2 separate regions of the Homo sapiens genome follow, and region 2 is linked to region 1. A link is an interaction called in ENCODE POLR2A ChIA-PET data of the cell type or tissue named here. Cell type or tissue: GM12878. All regions are shown on one strand. Links, peaks and the distances in the headings refer to the core of each region. The heading gives the core; the rest is flanking DNA. Region 1 has its middle 19 kb from the start of LINC02813. Region 2 overlaps CNIH3 (cornichon family AMPA receptor auxiliary protein 3).

Region 1 (10,409 bases), core at 4,249-8,248:
TGTAGTTGCCTGGTCCATACCTCTCATAGTCTCACCATAACATGATCACCTCAAACATGAACACCACAGTAACATGATCACCTCAAACCTGTTTCCTTGTGGGTTGAACATTACATTTTGTTGCAAAAACTACAATTTGCCTACTCTACTATCCATTAACCCTTGTGCCTTAGTGATAGCATCCCTAATTTTCAGCTATGCAAATGAATGCCCAAAAACCAATTTCCCATTTTCCCTTGCCATGTGGCTCAGTGCTGGCCAATTAGATGAAATCAGAAGTGCCAGGTGGCAAGTTCCAGGAAAATTCTTTACAGCTAGGTGCAGTGGTTCAATCCCAGCACTCTGGGAGGCTGAGGTGCAAGGATCACTTGAGGCCAGAAGTTCCAGACCAGCCTGGCAACAAAGCAAGACCACACACCTCCCTCGCCATGTCTACAAAAAAAAAAAAAAAAAAAAAAAGATTTTTTTTTTAATTAACCAGGACTGCAGTCCCAGCTACTTGGGAGGCTGAGGTAGGAGGATTTCTCAAGCCAAAGAGGTCGAGGTTGCAGTAAGCCATAATTACACCACTCACCACTGCACTCTAGCCTGAGTGTATTAGTCTGTTTTCATACTGCTATAAAGAACTGCCCAAGACTGGGTAATTCATAAAGAAAAGAGGTTTAGTTGACTCACAGTTCGGCATGGCTAGGGAGGCCTCAGGAAACGCACAATCATGGTGGAAGGCGAAGAGGAAACAAGGCACCTTCTTCACAAGGCAGCTAGAAGGAGAAGTGCTCAGTGAAGGGGGAAGAGCCCCTTATAAAACCATCAGATCTCGTGAGAACTCACTATTGTGATAACAGCATGGAAGAAACAACTGCCCCCATGATTCGATTACCTCCACCTGGTCTCTCCCTTGACATGTGGGGATTACAATGCAAGATGAGATTTGGGTGGGGACACAAAGCCTAACCATATCACTGCGTGACAGAGCAAGACCCTTTCTCAATAAAATAAAATAAAAATAAAAATAGCTAACATATGCCCTTTGCCACTTTCTTTCTTTCATTATTGTGGACTAGAATGTGGACATGATGGTTGGATCTTAGGCCTTCTTGGGGTAGAAGTCACACTCTAATGGAAGAATAGTTGAATAGAAGGAGCCTGGGAGCCCGGGTTTTTGAGGCCGTGAATGGTCACAGTAGCCCTGGACTATCCCCCCAAACTTCTTTTACGAGAGAGAAAACTACACTATCTTGTTTAAGCCAGTTTTGCTTACCTGTTTATTTTCATCATACACATTTGAACCTAATCCTAACAGATACATCTTCTAACTCAGAAAGAATTATTACAGCCACCAAACACCACTAGAGAAGACTATCTGGATGGTTGGAGGACCAAACATTTTTATTCTGGATAATTGGGGGGAAAACATCTCTGTTTTTGCCACTTCAGAACATGAGATAAAATTTCTCTTGGTTCCGCACCCCTTTTTTTTTCTATTTTATTTTTGAAAGGCTTGTATCTGCCTGGAGATAAACATTGTGATTTTGTTTTAATCCTTGTAATTGCCTCCACATGGAAGACTTCTCATAAGTTTGGATTTAAAGGCATTTCTAAATCTTTTCTCTCCGTGCTCTCCACTGATGGAATAGCATCCTGTAGAATGTCAACTTCTCTGCAGCTTCATCATCTCAGCAATCTACAACCAATCACAGAGTGCACAATGTTCACACAGCCGAGAAGTCTGCTTGTCTCAGTCATTCGAAGGCTTTGCTCAGTTTATTTTGGCTGGTTTTCACAGCTGTCATCTGCTAAAGCCAGTCCACAACAACTAAGTTAGCACAGTTATCTCACCTGTGTTATTGGTCCATGTCTTACATCTCAAATCCCCAAGAAATCCACGCAAGCCCATAGGAAATGAAACTTATCACATTTATGCTTCTCTATCTCCTTATGTTCAAAGTTTATAGGGATGGTGTGTTAGTCTGTTCTCACACTGCTATAAAGAGCTGCCAGAGACTGGGTAGTTTATAAAGAAAAGAGGTTTAATTGACTCACAGTTCCACATGGCTGGGGAGGCCTCAGGAAAGTTACAATCAGGGCAGAAGGGGAAGCAGACACATCTTACATGGTGGCAGGCGAGAGAGAAAGTGTGAGCCTGTGAGGGAGGAACTGTCAAAAACTTATAAAACCATCAGATCTTGAGAGAACTCATTCACTATCATGAGAACAGCATGGGGGAAACCACAATTACCTCGCACCAGGTCCCTCCCTTGACAAGTGGGGATTATAATTCAAGATGAGATTTGGATGGGGCCAGAGCCAAACCATATCAGACGGTGTCTTGGGAAGCCTGTTTGCTTCATGTCTCAAAAACAGGTCTACACTTTGGTCTCAGGATGAGTCACATTTGGAGCTGCAGGAGGAGGGGAGTGGTGACTACCAGTGTTTTTCAAGCTCCCCAATGACAAGAACCACCTATTACACCCCAAATTCCCTGAATCAGACTCTCCTGCAGAGGAACCTGGGAAGCTGTGCCTGCCACAATGGTCAGAGCAGTTAGGGCATTGCTAGACCTCTGTGAGCAAAGCTAAAACAGCTTAGGCAAGGAAGCTTGGGAGAGTGGCTTTGGGGTTAAACAGATCTGACTACCTGTTGACTCAGGTGAGTAATTTAATGAATTTAATGTCTTAGAGCCTCAATTTCTTCCTCTCTAAAATGGGGATAACAAATCCAAACTTTCAGGCTGGATGAAGTCTGGAAATAATAGCTGTGTAAAATACCTGGTGCATACCTTCCATGAGCTCAGCCAATGGTAGCTATCAGTACTGTAATCATGACAATGATGTTTATTAGGCCAAAGGGGTCTTAATTTGTATTCAGGAATGAAGAGACTTGGATTTCACACAAGATATTGCATTTCCTTTAACTTCAACACTGTTGGGAGCTGGCTTGGCAAAAAAAGAGCCCTGAGGTGGCAGAGGCCTTTCCTATCTCACAGAGTCAGGGTGGAGGGCACGGAAGTTTCACGACAGCCAAGTCCAAGACGCCAGACTTTTTAGCCACATTAGTATCTAAGGTATTTGTTCACTTTCATCTGTGAAGTGCTTTTCAAGCATTAGGCTGGTAATTTCTCTGTGGGGGATAACTTGGGGTACGGCCTTGCTCAGGCAGAAATCCTATATTTATTTTGGGTCTCTGGGATCTTAAACCTGGTCCACAAATTGAGAAGGAAGTTGTTTGTCCTAAATCATCTTAAATGCTCTGTCTGGGCTTTTCTGATACCAGGACACTAGTGCTTCTACAGACCTGGCCCCGAACCCTTCTTGACCATGACCTCCTCCTCTCCAGGTTCACAATGAGGCCCTGAGTTGGAAATCCAGGCTTAGTAGGTTAAAGAACTCCCAGGGAGCTGGGCAGGTCTGATTTCTCATTCCTCCTTAGAATAACATGAAGATTCCAAATGGAGGTAAACATTATTCCCTCAGCCTCTCCCAGTTTTCTTGCTGGCACAGATCCAAACAATTGACAGTATGAGTGTTTAATAGCAAAGAGATGACCATGAGGACACCAGCTGAGTATAAAGCCCTCCATTGCATGCGCAAAGTACAACAAAGAACCAGGAGTAGGATGGGGAGGGGTGTGAGTAATATAAGTTGAGAATTTTCAAAATTCTAGACCCCGATGAACATTGTCTTTACAATCTTTACAACTGCCCTATGAAATGAGCATTATGCTGCCCATTTCACAGATGAGAAAACAGGGGTATAGCTCTCAATTAGGAACGTTGCTCAAGGTCACACAAGCAGTACATGGAGAAGCTAGCTTGCATATGTGTAACTATTTAATCCCAAACCCATGCCCTTGACTCTCTACCATGCTGCTTTTAACGGTAGAAAAGGGAAGAAGAGAGTTAAGAAATCCATAGACAAAAGTTAAAATAAAATTTGTAAAAAGCATTTCTGTACTTGGTTTAGATTTTATCTGATTTCTCTTGAAATAAACAGTGAGACCTCACCTCAGGTTTATAGGCCAAATATGAAGGACCTTTAAACCTTGAGCCAGCAGTACATATTGAGTTGTCCAACTTGTAGAACAAGGCTAACCTATTCCTTCCTGTAAGGCCTCATTTGGCCTCTAAAGCAGAAGTAGGCAAACTTTTCCTTAAAGGGCTGGAGAGTAAATATTTTAGGCTTTGTGGTCCATAAGTTCTCGTGGTAAATCGACTCAAAGGAATGAGCTGGCTATGTTGCAGAAAAACTTTATTTACATCAATGCCAGTAGTTTGCCAGCCCCTTCTCTAGAGGAATAAGATTATTTCCTACTTGTTTTCCAAGTTCTTCTCCAGAGCATCAAAATGTACATGTATTGATTGTGAATATATAATCATGTGAGCCAGATATTAGCTAAAGTACTGTGCCCTCTGAGATTAAAATGAAACCACATGTAGAGGCAAGCTGCATGCTTCTCAATCTCTCCAGGGGGAATGAAGTCACCCATTCTGCTAAAGTGGTTTAGTTTATGAATCATCTTGCCTTCCTCTATTTTCCATCCCTACCCCACACCACATCATGCCAGACATAGATTCTAGCCCCCTCTTCCTCAATGCATGCATACAAAACACACACGACACAGGCACACACACACAGTTGATCATACACAAAGTTGTGTGCAACAGACTTTCCCCGGAAGGAAATGGATGTTGGATTGACACTGAAACAATTCAAACTACTTAACTTTAAATATGTTATCCTCCTTCTCAAAATTCCTTTGGCCACTTTCTCCTTAAGTTCTAGTCTCCTGCCATATGGCTTGGCCTACTGTCTTCCAGCAACTTTTCCCACTCTGTTAGGCAGAGCAATCGAGCCCTTATCTCAACCCATCCCCACACCTCCCTTTGCACGGCTCTGCTCTGAGATGCACCATCTTCCTTTTCTCACCCTCCCACCAGCCTCTGCAAGAGGAATGGGACAGCCTAGAAATATGTTACCATCATCTTGAAACCACCCTCCCCTTTAAACTCAAAAGCTGCTTTATAGTTTTAGTTTTAAATAGCATTTCTTTCTCCATGACGTAAATTAAAAATCTATCTGTTGAGATATTTTTGGGTTTGAGCGGCACAAGTAAACTCTAACATAAACAGGAAGAGGGAGTTATCCAAAGTATTATATAAAAAGGAAAAGCTAACAAATGGTTTCAGAAATACAGAAACGATGGCGACAGCATGGACAGCAGTGGGAGTTTGTGGTCTCTGTTTCTCTGAGGTATTGCCGTTGTATGTGGCACCAATGGGCTTTAGCCCTGTGTGTCTCTGTTCCAGATTAGATTCCAGAGAAAGTGACATTCTCTGCTTAGGCTAAATGTCAATTGCTGTGGTCAGGACCCTGGAATACTGACATTGTCAGCCTCATCAGAACTACATGGATTTGTGCAGGCAGTTTCCCTAAATAAGGGATGCTGTGCCTCCTCAAAAAGAAAAAAACAACGTTAAAAACAAACAAAAACAAAAACAGACGTCCACTCTACTGTGTTTCCAACCAAAGGCTTCTCAGTGAAAACGGACAGGATTCCTGGTTAAAATGCTGTAAACATGTGTAGATCATGTTTAGAGGCAAATATAAGGAGATTAAAGTTTTACCATGTGATGCCTCTCACTTTCCTAGTACTGGCTAAGGCAGTAAATGTTTTCGAAGGTATAGATATAATTGGTATCTGGCCCCTTCCTCCCCCAAAGTCTTGCTCTTTAACTTAGAGACTCTCATTTATTTATAATTGCTCTGCAAACTGAAACTAGCCCAATTTTCCAGCCAGCCAGAAGGCCATAGAACTGAAGCTTGAGAAACTTACTTTTGTACAATGAAACGCACCTGCTGCCTGCTGACCACTTCCTCTTCCTTACCCCTCCCTAATTCCTGTTTTCCCACATGTGATTACAATGAGACACCAGAACCCTCATTTGACCACCTGCTGCCTGCTGACCAACTCCTCTTCCTTGCCCCTTCTGTTTTCCTTCCCAGCTAAATCAACCCATAATTTTAGATGGGAGAAGAGATAGACTTGAGGCTTGTCTCCATCTCTTCAGTTGACATCACCCGAATAAAGCCTCCCTGGCAATAATCATGGTCTCAGTGATTAACTTTCTATGCAGCAAGCAACAGGACCTAGACTAAACCCTGGGCATTCGATAACAACTGGATAAACATTCATTATCATGTACATTTCACAGATGCAGACACTGTGACTTCACTCTGCGATGTGTCACCAACACACCTTATTTGTGTTGGAGGTGGGCTGTGAAATCAGTGTTTACATCTTCAAGCACACACTCTTTGATGGGATTGCTAGAAGAGATCTATTCATTGTATAGGTCACCTGAATATCCCAGACCTCATCTGTCCTAATGCACATGGCCCTTAGCCCACCCACCTACACAGAAACAAGCCCTTTGAGAGCTCTCTTGGTTCTCTCTGGACCTCCCTGGGAGAGTGTCTCGCATGTAATCAGAAACAAGTCTGCCCATGTCCCCTCCTCCAGTTTCTTCATCAAACCTCCTGACCCCTCCACTGCTGGTGGCCTCCAGGAAGATATGAAGACACTCTCCCTCCAAAACTCAGGTCTCTTTCCCTGCTGAACCCAGAGTCCTCAGGGTACCAGAGGTACCATGGCCATAGCCAAGTGGGCTCGGGGAGCAGAGTAGAGGGACAGTCCCCTCTCCAGCTATGGGTGATACTATGTTTCTTAGCCTCAAATTGATGCAGATGGTTCCTAGACACTGACAAAGTCTGTCAGCAACACTTATCTTTCAGCTGCTGGCCCTAACCTCCTCCTGCTCACTACTTCCCAATTCAGAGTCCTTGCAGGGGTTGCCTGATTGCCCAGGCCTTGGTCACTTGCCACACTCAGGCTTCAGGAGGGCTGGGAGAGCTGTTGTCTGGACTTCTCTTGAGGTCACAAAAGTGATCTCAGCTCACACAGTGGAAGTCCCAAATATACAAAGAAGATTCAGGAGTTGGGTGGTCAAAAAAAAAGCAATGGCAAATGTCCACCAGGATGCCATGTGGCCCATCCCTTATCACTCTCCCCCCAGCTCTTTCGCTGGATCCTCTCTTCTCTTTTAGCAAAAAAAAGCAAACAAATAAATACTAAGCTTCTTTTTGCATATGAAGTTGTGCAATTCAGTACTTGAAGGGAGGTAGAATTCACCATACTAAACGGCTCAAAGTTCCAGTTTTAGTTATACCAGGAAATGCTGCCATTTTGAGGACACAGGGAACTCAGTGCTAATTCATTAATGATTGCAGCAAGAGGTATGGAAGCGGGCAGGGAATTAGGGGCAGAGGATGAGAAACTCAGAGTAAACACTTTCTGCAGTTGGGTACTTGTGAAAGAGAGAGTTCATGTTTTAAAGTCAATAGACTCAAGGTTCAAGTTTTGGTTTCACTACTATGTGATCTTATACAAGTTTTACTTGATATGTCTGAGCCTCTGTTTCTTCATTTGCAAAATAATAACAAAGAATATTCCTGAAAGTTTTAAGTAACATAATGCATGTAAAGTGGCTGGAAAATTGCTGCTTAACAAATATTCCCCTTTCTCTTCCCTCTGGGAAAATAAGATAAATAAGATTCCTATTTGTACAATAAGGAATATTTCTGTATATTTCTGTATACTTTTACATATTTATAACTGCTTTATGAAAGTATTTTTGATATTGCTGTGAAAAAAATCTGTAATTGCTTTTAATAAGAATTTGATGGAAAAAATGTAATACAATTATTTTATTTTAAATGGAAATTATGGATTAAAAGTTATCAAAGAGTATTCTACAGTAGCAAATTAAGTAAATTGTAGTCTATGATTTCTGGGCTTATAGGAAAGAAGGTAAATTAGCTTTTGTAGGGTGCTGTACTAATGTGTGCATGCCATTGTGCTGGGCACTTTATAGTTAATCTTTACAACAAACTCATAAGAAAGTAATTTTACAGATGTAGAAACTGAGGCTAAGAAATGTTAAGTCATTTCCCCAACATCACATAGTAGAAGTTCATCTACATATGAGGCCCATACAAAAGCTAATTCCATAGCTCACTTGGATCATGATACCAAGCAAAAACATGGTAGGTATGTCCCATGGTCAGGTAGGCACTGAGCAGCAGAACAGTGGGAACTGACAGGTTGCCTGATCACAGCTCCATAGTCTCTGCCAGTAAGGACACAATGAGCCCACGTAGATGGAGTTAGATACTTCACAGCAATGGTAGAAGCTTCCTGTTTGTATCAGTTCTCTTTACGCCCCAGATCTCACAAGGGTGATGCAAAGGTTGGCACAGGTGAATACCATGCACGGAGTGCAGGGGCGCCTCACAGCTGGGGAATCCTAAGCTTAGGAACCCCCCTACGTTACAATGGGGCTTCTGGAAAACTGCCCATCCTCCCCTCCAGGGAGAGATGTTATCTTACTACCCTGCAATGTAAACAAATCTTTCTCAAGAAGAGGAGAGAGGTCTTTATCCTTATTATCCTAGACCATCTCCAGGGAGGGGGACATTCTCACTATCTTTACCATTCTGGAAAGTAAATAAATCTGAGGAAAGTGGGTGTTGATGCCTAGATGTGAAGAAATGTGAGAGATTCATAGAGACTTGCCTCCCATTCCAAAAAAGTAATAGGATATTAATAGACCACCCTTTTTTTCTGTTTTTCCTTCCTTTGTTAAACAAATATCTACTCTTTTATTCACTCAAAGTCAATTCACATATGATTAAGTGACCCCTATGTGTGTAGGTAGACGTGCTGGTTGCTGTGCATAAAGCCGTAAGTTAGGCAAATGCAGTCCTTACCTTGGTGGAGCTAACATTGTGATTTTAGCTCAAGATAGTCTGCAGCTGTCTTTCTCAGCGGCCTGCAATGGGGCTGACTCCAGACAATCCAGTTGTTTCTGTGCATCCTCTAAAAGCCGGAATGGAGAATTTAACAATTCACAACATCTCCTCAGGGAGTCGCTTAACTATTAAAGGAGCCTATACTTAGGCTGTGAACCCAAAAGTATCTGAGACAGGTCTCAATCAATTTAGAAAGTTTATTTTGCCAAGGTTAAGGACACACCCATGACACAGCCTCAGGAGGTCCTGACGATGTGTACCCAAGGTGGTTGGGGCACAGATTGCTTTTATACATTTTAGGGAGACATAATACGTCAACCAATACATGAAAGATTTACATTGGTTTGATCTGGAAGGGCGACGCAACTCGAGGAGGGGAACTTCCAGATCGTTGGTAGATTTAAACATTTTCTGATTGGCAATTGGTTGAAACAGTTATTAGCAGTAGAAAGTTATCATCAGTAGAAAGGAACGTCTGGAGTTGTGGAGACCAAGGTTTTATCATGCAGATAAAGCCTGCAAGTAGCAGGCTTCAGAGACAATAGATTGTAAATGTTTCTTAACAGACTTAAGGTCTGTATTGATGTTAATGCTTCATAGGAATGATGAGCCATGTCCAATCCCCTCTTCATCCAGCCTGAACTACTTTTTCAGATTAATTCTGGAATGCCCTTGGCCCAGAGGAAGGGTCTATTCAGATGGTAATATGGTTTGACTCTGAGCCCCATCCAAATCTCAAATGGAATTGTAATCCCCAGTGTTGGGAGTGGGGCCTGGTGGGAGGTGATTGGATCATGTGGGTGGTTTCTAATGGCTTAGCACCATCCCCCTAGTGCTGTTTTGTGATAGAGTTCTCATGAAATCTGGTTGTTTAAAAGTTTGTGGCACCTCCCCCACCCTCTCTCTCCTGCTCCTGCCATGTAAGACATGCTTGCTTCCCCTTCATCTTCCACTATGATTGTAAGTTTCTTGAGGCCACCCCAGAAGCAGAGGCCTGTACATCTATCTCTCAGAACCGTGAGCCAATTAAACTTCTTTTCTTTAGAAATTACCCAGTCTCAGGTAGTTCTTTATAGTAGCTCAAGAATGGACTAATGCAGATGGTTAGGAGGCCTTCCAATTTTATTGTTGATTACAAGTCTCATCAATAAGTCATGGTATTGAAAGTTAAATCCTCAGGAGGCTCCACCACACATTCATGAAGTCCAATGAGTGAGTTGATGGTGTTATTGTTAATGCTGAGGATATCCAGGTGCAGAAAGGACTGAAAAGACAAGGAGATGGACAATGGTTTTCTCCTTAGAGTATAAATCATCTTAGAAACAAATATTCTTCCATTTCCAAGATAATAACTATCTTTGTTTCTTTGTTAGATAATAGCTTTTTGGTGCATGTGAAAATAATGTATCTTACTGTAAGAAGAATTTTTGAAAGCATGTGAAAAATATAAAGAAATTAATAATCTCTCATCCTGATGCCACCTAGACAGAACTATTGTTAACTTTCTGGGGTATTCCTTCTGGTCAACTCAGATTCACATAG
Region 2 (10,409 bases), core at 3,820-7,819, 82 kb after region 1:
CCCAGCTACTCAGGAGGCTGAGATGGGAGGATTGCTTGAACTCACGAGGTAGAGGTTGCAGTGAGCAAAGATCACGCCACTGCACTCCAGACTGGGTGACAGAGCAAGACTCTGTCTCAAAAAAAAAAAAAAAAAAAAAAAGAAAGAAAGGAAAGGAGAGGCAGCCAATTAGAGGTTGGATTTTTAAAGTACATAATAATATGAAAAATTATCCACATGTGAATAATGAAAAGTCAATAGGATTGGGACATATGAAATCAATAAACAGTCTAATGAAATAAAGGTGAATGGTATCATAGGGAAAAAACCCTGGTTTCAGGGAAACAGGAGACAGGCTTAGTCCTGACTAACTCTACCACTTTGTGGCATTGAGGCAGGTCTCTCTCTCTGCACTTTTGTTTACCTTCGATGAAAGAGCGAGGCCAGAATTCACTAAGATCCTTTCTAGCTTTTCCATTAAAGAGACATACATGCAAACCTCCCAAATGCTGAAGGAGCTGAGACACCAAAGAAGGGGGCAGACAAATCCAGTTTGTTGGTACTGGGTCATTGATTCAGGGAATGTACAGACAAAAGTGTGGTCTTGGGCACCCACAAGACAGGTAGATCTCCGCACTGTTACTCCTCAGACCCAAGGCTTATAGACCACAGGGAGAGGGTACATGTGCTCTAGCAAGACAATCAAAGGCGACCCTCCGGAACAGGCGAGGATGCTATGTGCGTCATTGCCTGTAATTTGTCTGATGACATCAAGGTTGACATGTTCTTACTGTGGAGACAGTAAGTAAAGTGGGAATCAAGAGCCATTCCTGGGACTAAGGCTAATCAGAAGTGAACACGGCAGATCAGCATCCAAGATGAAGTCACTTTTGTCCCCACCCTAGCCCTAATATTCTATTATTGTAACCTGGAGAACTGTGACTGTAGAATTCTCAGAACTGAACACACCTCTTTTGCTTTCATTCACCAAACATTTACTGGACACCTACAATGTGCGGGCACTGGTGTTGGACTCATAACAGACTCAGTCCCTGTCCTCTGGCAGCTCCTGGTCTAGCTGCGGAAAGAAAAATGCAGTGCTGCCTAGTAAGTGCTAGAGTAGTCATCAGCCTGGGGTGCTAGGGGAGCCCCCAGAAGCACACAGACTCCAACTGAGGAAGGAAGCAAAAGGCTTCCCCGAAGTGACGATGTGAGCTGAGTCTTAAAGAATGGGTAGGTTCAGCTCAAAAAAAAAAAAAAAGAAAAAAAAGAAAAGAAAGAGAGAAAAGAAAAGAAAAAGAGAAAGAGAAAAAAAAGTGAAGGAAGAAGGAAGATGAAGGGCAAGTGAATGGTGCTTAATTCAGTGTGGCTGGAGCAGGGTACTATGGCAGCCTGGGAGAGACATCCCTCTCTGCAGAACATTCACAACAACCCCTCACTGCTGCTGCTACAGAGAGAACAGACACCACCATGTCCCCTCCCTTCACGGTCCTCTGTGAGGTTGCTCAAGCAATTCCTATCACAGGTTCAATACCTTGAACATCCAGCACAAAAATCACAGAATGGGAGCAGGGGATCCCAGGAGGGAGGGGAAAAGAAGAGGTGAAGGTGCTGAGCCACCAGAAAAGGTATTGATCAGAGTGGCTTGTGACTCTGCATAACTAAAACTAAACACCACTGTGGAAAGGGGCCAGGGCTGTGCATGGAAGGCACATGCGGCTCTTCCCAAGAATGAAGGGGGCTCCAGGCCAGCGCCCGGCTTCCTGTTCATTTGCCCACATATTTATATGGGGAAAGCAAAGCATGCAGCCTTTGATTGCAGTGCTTCCTAATCCTGCTGCTCATTAGAAATACATGGGGAACTTTTAAAAACTACCTGCATTCGGCACTCTTCAGAAGAGGTCAGTGTCATGAAAAAAGTGGAGAATGGTTCTAGATTAAAGGAAACTATGGGAAACACAACAACTAGATGCAATGTCTGATTTATTTTTATTTTTATTTTTTTGAGAGGGAGTCTCGCTCTTGTCCAGGCTGGAGTGCAGTGGTGTGATCTCGGCTCACTGCAACCTTCGTCTCCCAGGTTCAAGCAATTCTCCTGTCTTGGCCTCCTGAGTAGCTGGGACTACAGCCTACTGTAGTCTGCCACCATGCCCAGCTAATTTTTGTATTTTTTACTAGAGACGGGGTTTCATCACATTGGTCAGGCTGGTCTTGAACTCTTGACCTCAGGTGATCCACCCACCTCAGTCTCCCAAAGTGCTGGGATTACAGGCATGAGCCACTGTGCCTGGTGCAATGTGTGATTTTTGATTGGATCCTGAATTTAAAAAGCAACAACAACAACTATAAAGAATACTATAGGGAAACTAGGGGAAATGTGACTATGACTAGGTGACAATATTATAGCCATGTTCTTTGGTGTGACAATGGTATTGTGGTTATGTCGGAGGATGTATTTGGGGATGCAGATCCATGATGTATACAATTAAATGGTCCAGCAAAAAAAAAGTATGTGCTGTACATACACGGGGGATGGGGAAGAGCTGAGAAGGCAAATGTGGCAAACTGAATAAGCGGCGGATCTTGGTGAAGGCTACGTGGGTGTTCATTGTGCTGCTCTTCCAACATCCCCTTATATTTGACATTTTTCAAAATAAAATGTTAAATGAGACTCAGGGGATGGCTCCCTGCCTCTGGATCCCTGGGTTTTAAAAGCTCCCCAGGGGATTCGAATGTGCATAATCCTGCATCATATCATCTGCTGCTGACTTTAGCTTTTGCAGAGAGCCCCTGCTGGCTTTCAGAGCTGTTAGGACCCTGCAGGGCCACACTGCCCTGGAGAGAGCCTTCTCATTGTTCCCGTGCCTCTGCTTCTAGGAGAGAAGGGGCTGTGTCTCCACTCCTCTTTGATGACCTGAGACTCATGGAGGTCCTGCTCTGTAGGTGATGCAGCCTGCTCACACCAGGCAGGACACACACCGTCCTTCCACCTGCCACCCTGCACCTTACTACCTGCAGTGTGCACTGGTGTGGTCCATGCCCCTACCTCCTGAACAGTAGTTCATGTTCTCACTCCACCAAAGGCGCACCTCTGAGAGATGTATTACAGAATCCAATCCAATGAAACTCTGGCCTCATTCATCGCATGATTGGTGCACCGTTGCTCCCTTTGAGTTGGAATACGTCGTAGGCTGAGGTGGGAGGCCTGCAGAGCAGCAGCGACTCAGGTGTGCTGCAGGGAGAATATGCAGGTGCTCATCTTGTTCTGCCTAAATACCTGCTGCGGGCTGAATGAGCTGGCAGTGGGTGATGGGGCTAACAGAGTCAACAGAATCCTGCAGAACCAGGAAATGTTCACATGTATAAAAATACTAGGAATATTTTTGCCTCATGAAAAAAGATGAACTTCTATCTTTTAGGAAACAAATTGCTTTGGAAACTCTATTCTTAGCTCAAGAACTGGGTAGGGAGGCTTGAAAGAGGCAACCAGGCAGGTAAAGGCAGCAATGCTAATAGGAAAGCAGTAGCTCCCCATCAGCACAGCCAGGCTGATGAAACTCAGCGCCCTAACCATGATAACTAACACTGCAAAATGCTCCCTAGGGCACTGATTTTTCCAACTTAGCTGCACAGTGGAGTCACTTGGGGAGCTTTGTAAAATACTGATGCTGAGTCTCACCCCAGAGATTATGACTTAATTGGTTTGGGATGAATTCTGGGCATCAGGATTTTTAAAATTTCCCCCAGGTGATTCTAATGTGCGGCAAAGTTTGAGCCCCTCTGCTAAGCAGGCTTCATGTTCATTAACACATTCAAGCTGCCCATCGTGGCTCAGCTGGTCCGGTGGTCACGTCTACCTTGGCCAGCCCTCTGCCCTCATGAGTGCAGGCCCACGTGGGATGCACAGACACTAGGTCACTGGCTCCTCAAAATCTGGCCCCTCCAACAGGTAGAAAAAAGGTTTTGACCAGCCAGGACAGATGGACCTTGAGAGGTCAGAAGTGTTTCCTGCTCTGGAAAAAAACAGGGCAATGGTTTGCCTCTGCCTGCATACTGGAGCTATCTTGGCAGCATTTATAAAATGCTGAGGCCCTAACCTCACCTCCTGAGTTTCCAATTCAATGATGAGGTTCGGACATGGAAATTAAAAGCTAGCCCTTACAACCAATGTGTTTCTGCAGGCCCAGGACAGTAAAGGTAGAGGATACTATCTCAGCGAAGTCTCCCCCGACCAGCAAGGACAGGGCCCGAGGAGTGGGGAAGAAATGAGAGGGAAGGGAAGAGAGGGGAAAGAGAAGTTAGGATCTTGGTGTCTGCAAGGTCTCTAGTAGAAGTCTCCACCTTGGCAGGCCATCAGAATCCTCTGAGAGCTTTTGAAAACACCACGGTCTGTGCCCCCTTGACCAATCAGGTGAGACTCTCTGGGGGTGGGGTCCTGCATCTGGATCCTTGGGTTTTAAACGTCCCCCAGTGGGTTGAAATGTGCTGCTGAGATTGAGAAAGCTGGTCTCTGAGAAGAAGTTCCTGACTGCTCAATTCTGCATCTACCTTGGGCTGCGCCTGGGGCTGAGGACAGAAGGCCGCCTCTGCAACAGGCCAGCCTGCACCCTGGAGCATCCAGTCATGGTGACGCTGGTGTGGGGAAACAGACACTCTCTTATACTGCTGGTGGGAATACATCTGCTTTGACCTGTCTGAGAAAGTAATCTGACAATTTTAAGAAAAGTATAAATTTATATACCCTCTTGCCTGACGATCCCACTCCTGGGATATAAGCCCACAAAGGTATTTACTGCAGGGTTGGGGCCAAATAAACAGAACTGAAAACATACATAAGGTCTATAAATATGAAAATGGCTAAATAAATTGTGTGTACTATGGAATATTATGAAAGCTTGTGTAATTATTTTTAAGAGAAACCTATAGCTATTGACCTACAAGGGTATCGGTGATGTAATGGTATGTGGGGAAAAAACTAGTTATAGGAAAACAACTTTTCCATTATTAGGAAAGAGAAACAAAAAAAAAACTGAGCTGGAGTGTATATCTGTGCATACATGTATTTGTCTATCTAAATGCAAGTGGAGATACAGCATGACGGGAGGATACAAACCCAGCTTTTATGTCAGAGAGTTAGGAAGGACAAGGGTGGGGCAGCTTATTAATATTTTCTTCATATCAACTTTGCATCATTTTACTAGTGAAAATATGAACATATTATTTTTATAACTGAAACAATTAATAACGAAAAATGAAATAGCATGCTCCAAGGAAAGACTGCCTGGATTTAAACCCCAGCTTTGCATGTACTAGCTTATGTTACTTAACTTCTCTGTCCCTCAATTTCCTCCTCAGTGTAAAGGGGACCATAACGATGTCTACATCCCAGGGCTGTCGCGAGTGAGATCATCCAACCAAGCACTTTGTACAACGTCTGGCATATTATACCACATATAATACCTTAATAAATGTTGTTATAGAAAAAAACACTTAAGCCTCTGTTGCGAGCTGAATGTTCATCTCCCCATAAAATTCACATGTTGAAACGCTACCCCCTAATGTGATGGTGTTAGGAAGTGGGGTCTCTGGGAGTTGATTAGGATTAGATGACAACATGAGGGTGGAGCCCTCGTGAATGGGATTAGTGTCCTGATAAAGGGTGCAGAGAGAGCTTGCCCCTCCACCATGTAAGGCTGCAGCAAGAAGACAGCTGTCTATGAACCAGGAAGTGGCCCTCTACAGATGCTGAATTGTCTGGCACCTTAATCTTGGACTTCCCAGCCTCCAGAGCTGTGAGAGATACATTTGTGTTGTTAAGCCACTGAGTCTAGGGTATTTTGTTATAGCAGCACAAAGATAGCCACTGAGAACCAATCTTCCATGTCTAGCTAACCTCGCCTCCTCCAGCAAAAAAAAAAAAAAAGAACCCGAGCCCCCCTTCCACTCTCTGCATAGCAGTGTGACACCCCCTAGTGGCCTCTCCAGAAGCTTATGCATGCCATGGCTTCCGGGCAGCCAGCATAGCACCATGGGTGGTCAGGGCCCTTCATCACTTCCTTCAGCCCCAGCATGGGTCAATGCTGTCCTGCTCTCAAGTGACAACTTCTGGGCAGTGAAGTGCCTGGGATCTCCTGGGAAGGGACATCCCATAAACAAAAATAATTACAATAATTACATGACTTTGGCCCTACTCAGCAAGTGGCACCTCTGCAGAAGTTCACATGGCAGATGTGGATTTTGTCCTGACTCTGTGCCTGCTGGGGAAACAGGCACTGGAGCTAATTAGAATGACGAATGACCCATGCCCTGTCCAACATGTGTTGAGCCAACCATCTAGGTCCAGGGGACAGGCTCTGCACTCTGCTCCCTGCAAGAGGTGTGGTAGCATGGAGAGGCAGGACCCAGTCCCTTCTGTTTGGGCCCTTTCTCCAGGAGAATGATGGGAGAAAGTATTCACAGACTTTACTGAGGATAACTTTGCTTTTGATCTTGATAAACACAATAAAACCCAATGAAAGAGGATCCAAGTCTTGCCCTTTCTTTCTCTAAAGCACATCTGGGATAATGAGAAAGTGCTAGGAAAATTAAAACCCAGAAACTCACTATTCACTCTATTTGCCATTCACCAAAGAACAGAATTCAAGGGCAGGTAAATCATTTCTCCTAGCCAATGGGATGTTGTTTCCATGAAAACTCTTCTCTAGTGCAGAGATCCTGTTGCAGACTGAAACATGTCCTCCCAAATTTTATACGTGGAAGCCCTAACTCCCAGTACCTCAGAATGGGACAGTAAGTATTTGGAGACAGAGTCTTCAAAGAAGCAATTAGGTTAAATGTGGTCATTAGGGTGGGCCCTATTATTGCCAAGACCCTATTAACCTCACTAGGGAGGGTACCAGATTCAAGAGTCTGAAGAAGAGACCCAGAGCTAGCAAACAAGACGTGGGGTTTTATTAGTGGCCTCCATACAGGGGAGAGAGTCCAGTGGTGGCAAGCTGGACAGGAGAACTACCTTATATACAGAAATGGTCCAGCGGTGATGGGCTGGACAAAATATCCGCCTTCCTACAGTGCAGTGGCAGTGGGCTGGACAACACATCCACCTTCCTACAGTCCAGTAGGCGGTGGGCCAGACAAGATAACCGCAGGGCCCAGTGGAAGCAGGGCAGGCAAGAAAACCACAACCTCCTGCAAACATCATGCAGCTTATAAGACATTTTCATTTAACACTCTCCCCTAATGACCCCCACATGGCAACCTTCATTCAACCCAAAGCTCAGGGCCTCAATCCCCTGTGCAGTGCATGTCCCTGACAAGTGGGACAGGTAGGGGGTGAGGGGCTCAGATTTTTATCATAGATAAGGTATGAATCTCTGGGTTGGCCACACACAGGTTCCCCAGCTTGGAACACACATTCAGATGCATCTGCCATATAGGGCCATTCTAAAGGTATGCTTAAATTATTGCTGTCAGATGGATTTACCCTATAGACCCTAACCTGGTATGACTAGTGTCCTTAAAGAAGAGGAAATTAGGACACGGACACACAGAGGAATGATCACGTGGAGACAGTGAGAAGGTGGCCATACACAAGCCAAGCAGAGAACCCTCAGAAGGAACCAACCCTGCCGACACGTTGATCTAGTACTTCTAGCCTCCAGACCTGTGAGAAGAAGAATGCCTGTGGCTAAAGCCACCCAGCTGCTGTGTTATGGCACCCCTGGCTGACATTCAGCTGCCGAAGGGCCAGGAGAAGGGGGTACAGTGTCCTCTGAAGGTTCTTTCTCTCAAGACATCAGTTTCAACAGTCTCTTGAGGTTGAAACAATGCCTTTGGTCAAAACTTCTTAGCCCATTTTTGACTTGGAGGGTGAGAATCAGTGGAGAAGAGATGGTAGTCAGACTAGAGAAGAGAACAGGGCCCATCCGCATGAGGCTAATGGTGGATCCTGGGAATGGTTATGCCCGGGAATGTCCAGGGATGGTGCCAAGCTTGCTCTGAAAAACTCAAAGATGTGGAAGTATTCTGGGAAAAGTAGGGAAACGTGTCTTCAATCCCTAGAGCATGGAACATAAGGACTATCAGAAAGGGCAGGGATTTGGGTGTGAATCCAGACCCTGCACTTACTAAGTGACCTCTCAGCTCCCCATCTCCACATCACAGCAGTGTGGTAAGAACAAGTGAAACACTTGTAAAGCATGTAGCACATGTAAAGCATGTAGCAGTCACCATGGAGTTTGTTCCACTCATTCATTCATTCATTCATTCCATCAGCAAAGCATTACTGGCTATGTGCTGCGCTGGCTGCAGGCAGAGTTCCGCAAGTGAACCAGATTCACAATTAGTGCCCTTACTCATCTTCTAGTCTGCTAAGGAAAGCACGCTTTTTACAAATTATTATACCTTCTGAATTCCACCTATACCTACCTTCCTTTTAAAGCCCAGAATATGTGTGCTTGAAATACATTATCAATAACTCAGAATGACCCAGCATTGGCAATTGGTATCACCACTGTCAAAAAATGTGAAGTACCCAATGGCATGTATTAAAGTCTAGCTCATGCAGAGACTTCTACAGTTTCTCTCAGAAGACATATAGTTTGTCATTTATCAGTACACCCTGCCTAAGTGGTTCCTTTATTTGGTTCCCACCAGGACACCAGTGGCACTGGTGCTACCTTATGCTGGTGCGCTGAGTGGTAACAGCAGTGATGTCACCACTAAAAGGCCACAATAGCAGAGCTGTTCTTGCTGCGTGTTCCCCGCCTACCTCCTTGTGCTATAATCGGTGATCATTGTCCTCCAGAATCTCATCATTGCTTTGACCATTTGGCTGATACAGAAAGGAAACAGGATGGCTTTTCTGTCCCTTTATAATAATGGCACTTTGCATTTGTATAGCACATTTAACTTATTCAGTGCATTTTCTTGTCTACTGCTGGGTCTTATCCTAATGAAACAAAACTCCATGAGTTGTGTAATTGTCTGTGCCACACAGACAGCTCAGAAATCAGAGCCAGTGAAACTCAGTTCTGGAGGAGGACCAATGCCCCAAATTGCTTAAGGAATAACAAGTCCCATAGAAGTTACAAATGGAGCCAGCATGATAACTCGGCAATGCAGCTTTTCCGTGGGGAGAAGATATGTCTGGAGCATGCGAATTAATTCAGCACAAGCTGGGAGCTCAGAGGAATTCTCTCTTATTGTCCCCACCTAGGTACAGGCTGGCATGGTTTTACCTTTAGAGAGGGGCAGTAGGAGTTGGAAAGAGTGAGAGGCAGAGACTGGATAATGCAACCAAGAATAAGAGGTTATTAGGATTTGTAAGATTGGCCCATTTTGTGGCCCAGAAACAGGACCCAGAAATGTTTCTTGCTTCTTCAGCAATTTGGAAAAGGGCAAGAATGAGTGCCTGGAAGGGTGAGCATTCTGGGGGTTGAAAAACAGAATCTTTACTTCTCATCACATTCTGGAAAATGAAGCATCTGGAAGCAGAGTTCCCACCATGAAAAGCACGTGGCTCGTGGATGACTTGCAATGAGTCATCCCACTGGGCTGACCATCTCCCTGGAATTTAGGAAGTAACTCCTTCAGTCCACTTGGGCACCTGTTGGCAAATTATTGCTTTTACTCTGCTACCATTTTGAAAATTACGGCTCTCTAAATCATACCCTGGAGAACGGAGAGAGTGAAAATGCCTCCCCACCTGCACTATTCTCCCACTCAGTGATCCTCAGCTTGGCTACACATTAGAATCATCTGGAGAGCTGTTAAAAAAACAAGTGCCAAGCTGCACTTCAGAAATTCCGGGGGGCGGGACAAAGGCAGCAGGATTTTTTAACCTCCGCAAGCAATTTCGGCGTACAGCCAAGGTTGCAAACTAGCGCTCTAACTAGGTCCACTACAATGCTCCCCCACTGGGCACTGAGGGTGCTCTGATGTGACAAGCACGTCACACCTGTCATGGCCTTTCTCTGGTCTTCTCCACATGCCTTTATCCCATGCTCAGCAGTGGGAATTCCTGCTCACGCATTATGAAAATCATAGCCCATGGTATTTGTGGTTGCCAGTCTCGTGTTGACTAAACTTTGCAGCTAGCTAACATGCATCTGACACCATGCTAAGCAATGTAGCAGTTGCAGAAACCAGAAGGACGGTATCCTTGTCTTCAAGAATACAACTGTGTAAAATACATGTCCAGGCAACTATCATATAAGGTGCTAGGTGATCAGCGCTTTGAGGGACTCTCAGGCAGGAATGCAGAGAAAAAGCAAGATTTCTTTTAGCTGTACTGAGCATGTCTTCACAACTGACACACCACATACACACACACACACACACACACACAAATTTATCCCCTTCAGCACATAACAACCAACTATGTACATGGTAGGTGCTAAATGAATTCCAGTTGAAAGAATGAATAAATT

Evidence for each region. Peaks named below come from ENCODE experiments on the same cell type or tissue, not always from the same donor. Only the 100,000 strongest peaks of a DNase experiment are listed, where the experiment ranks them.
Region 2: POLR2A ChIA-PET joins it to region 1 with 5 read pairs; 4 of 35 experiments call an interaction of 5 or more read pairs at or near these places.

The regions. Positions count from the first base shown.
Region 1 is chr1:224,778,895-224,789,303 of GRCh38, reverse strand. No RefSeq gene overlaps it. Among named protein-coding and RNA genes, the nearest start is that of LINC02813, 19 kb to the right of the region's middle. RefSeq lists an enhancer at 5,914-6,123. In GM12878, for the core only: no CTCF peak of the experiment used is centred there; a DNase peak (open chromatin) is centred at 5,843; H3K27ac peaks cover 2,008 bases.
Region 2 is chr1:224,696,691-224,707,099 of GRCh38, reverse strand. The region is part of intron 3 of CNIH3 (cornichon family AMPA receptor auxiliary protein 3); the gene reads right to left. Among named protein-coding and RNA genes, the nearest start is that of CNIH3-AS1, 29 kb to the left of the region's middle. RefSeq lists an enhancer at 8,464-8,965. In GM12878, for the core only: a CTCF peak has its summit at 5,951 (motif pointing left); DNase peaks (open chromatin) are centred at 5,699 and 5,907.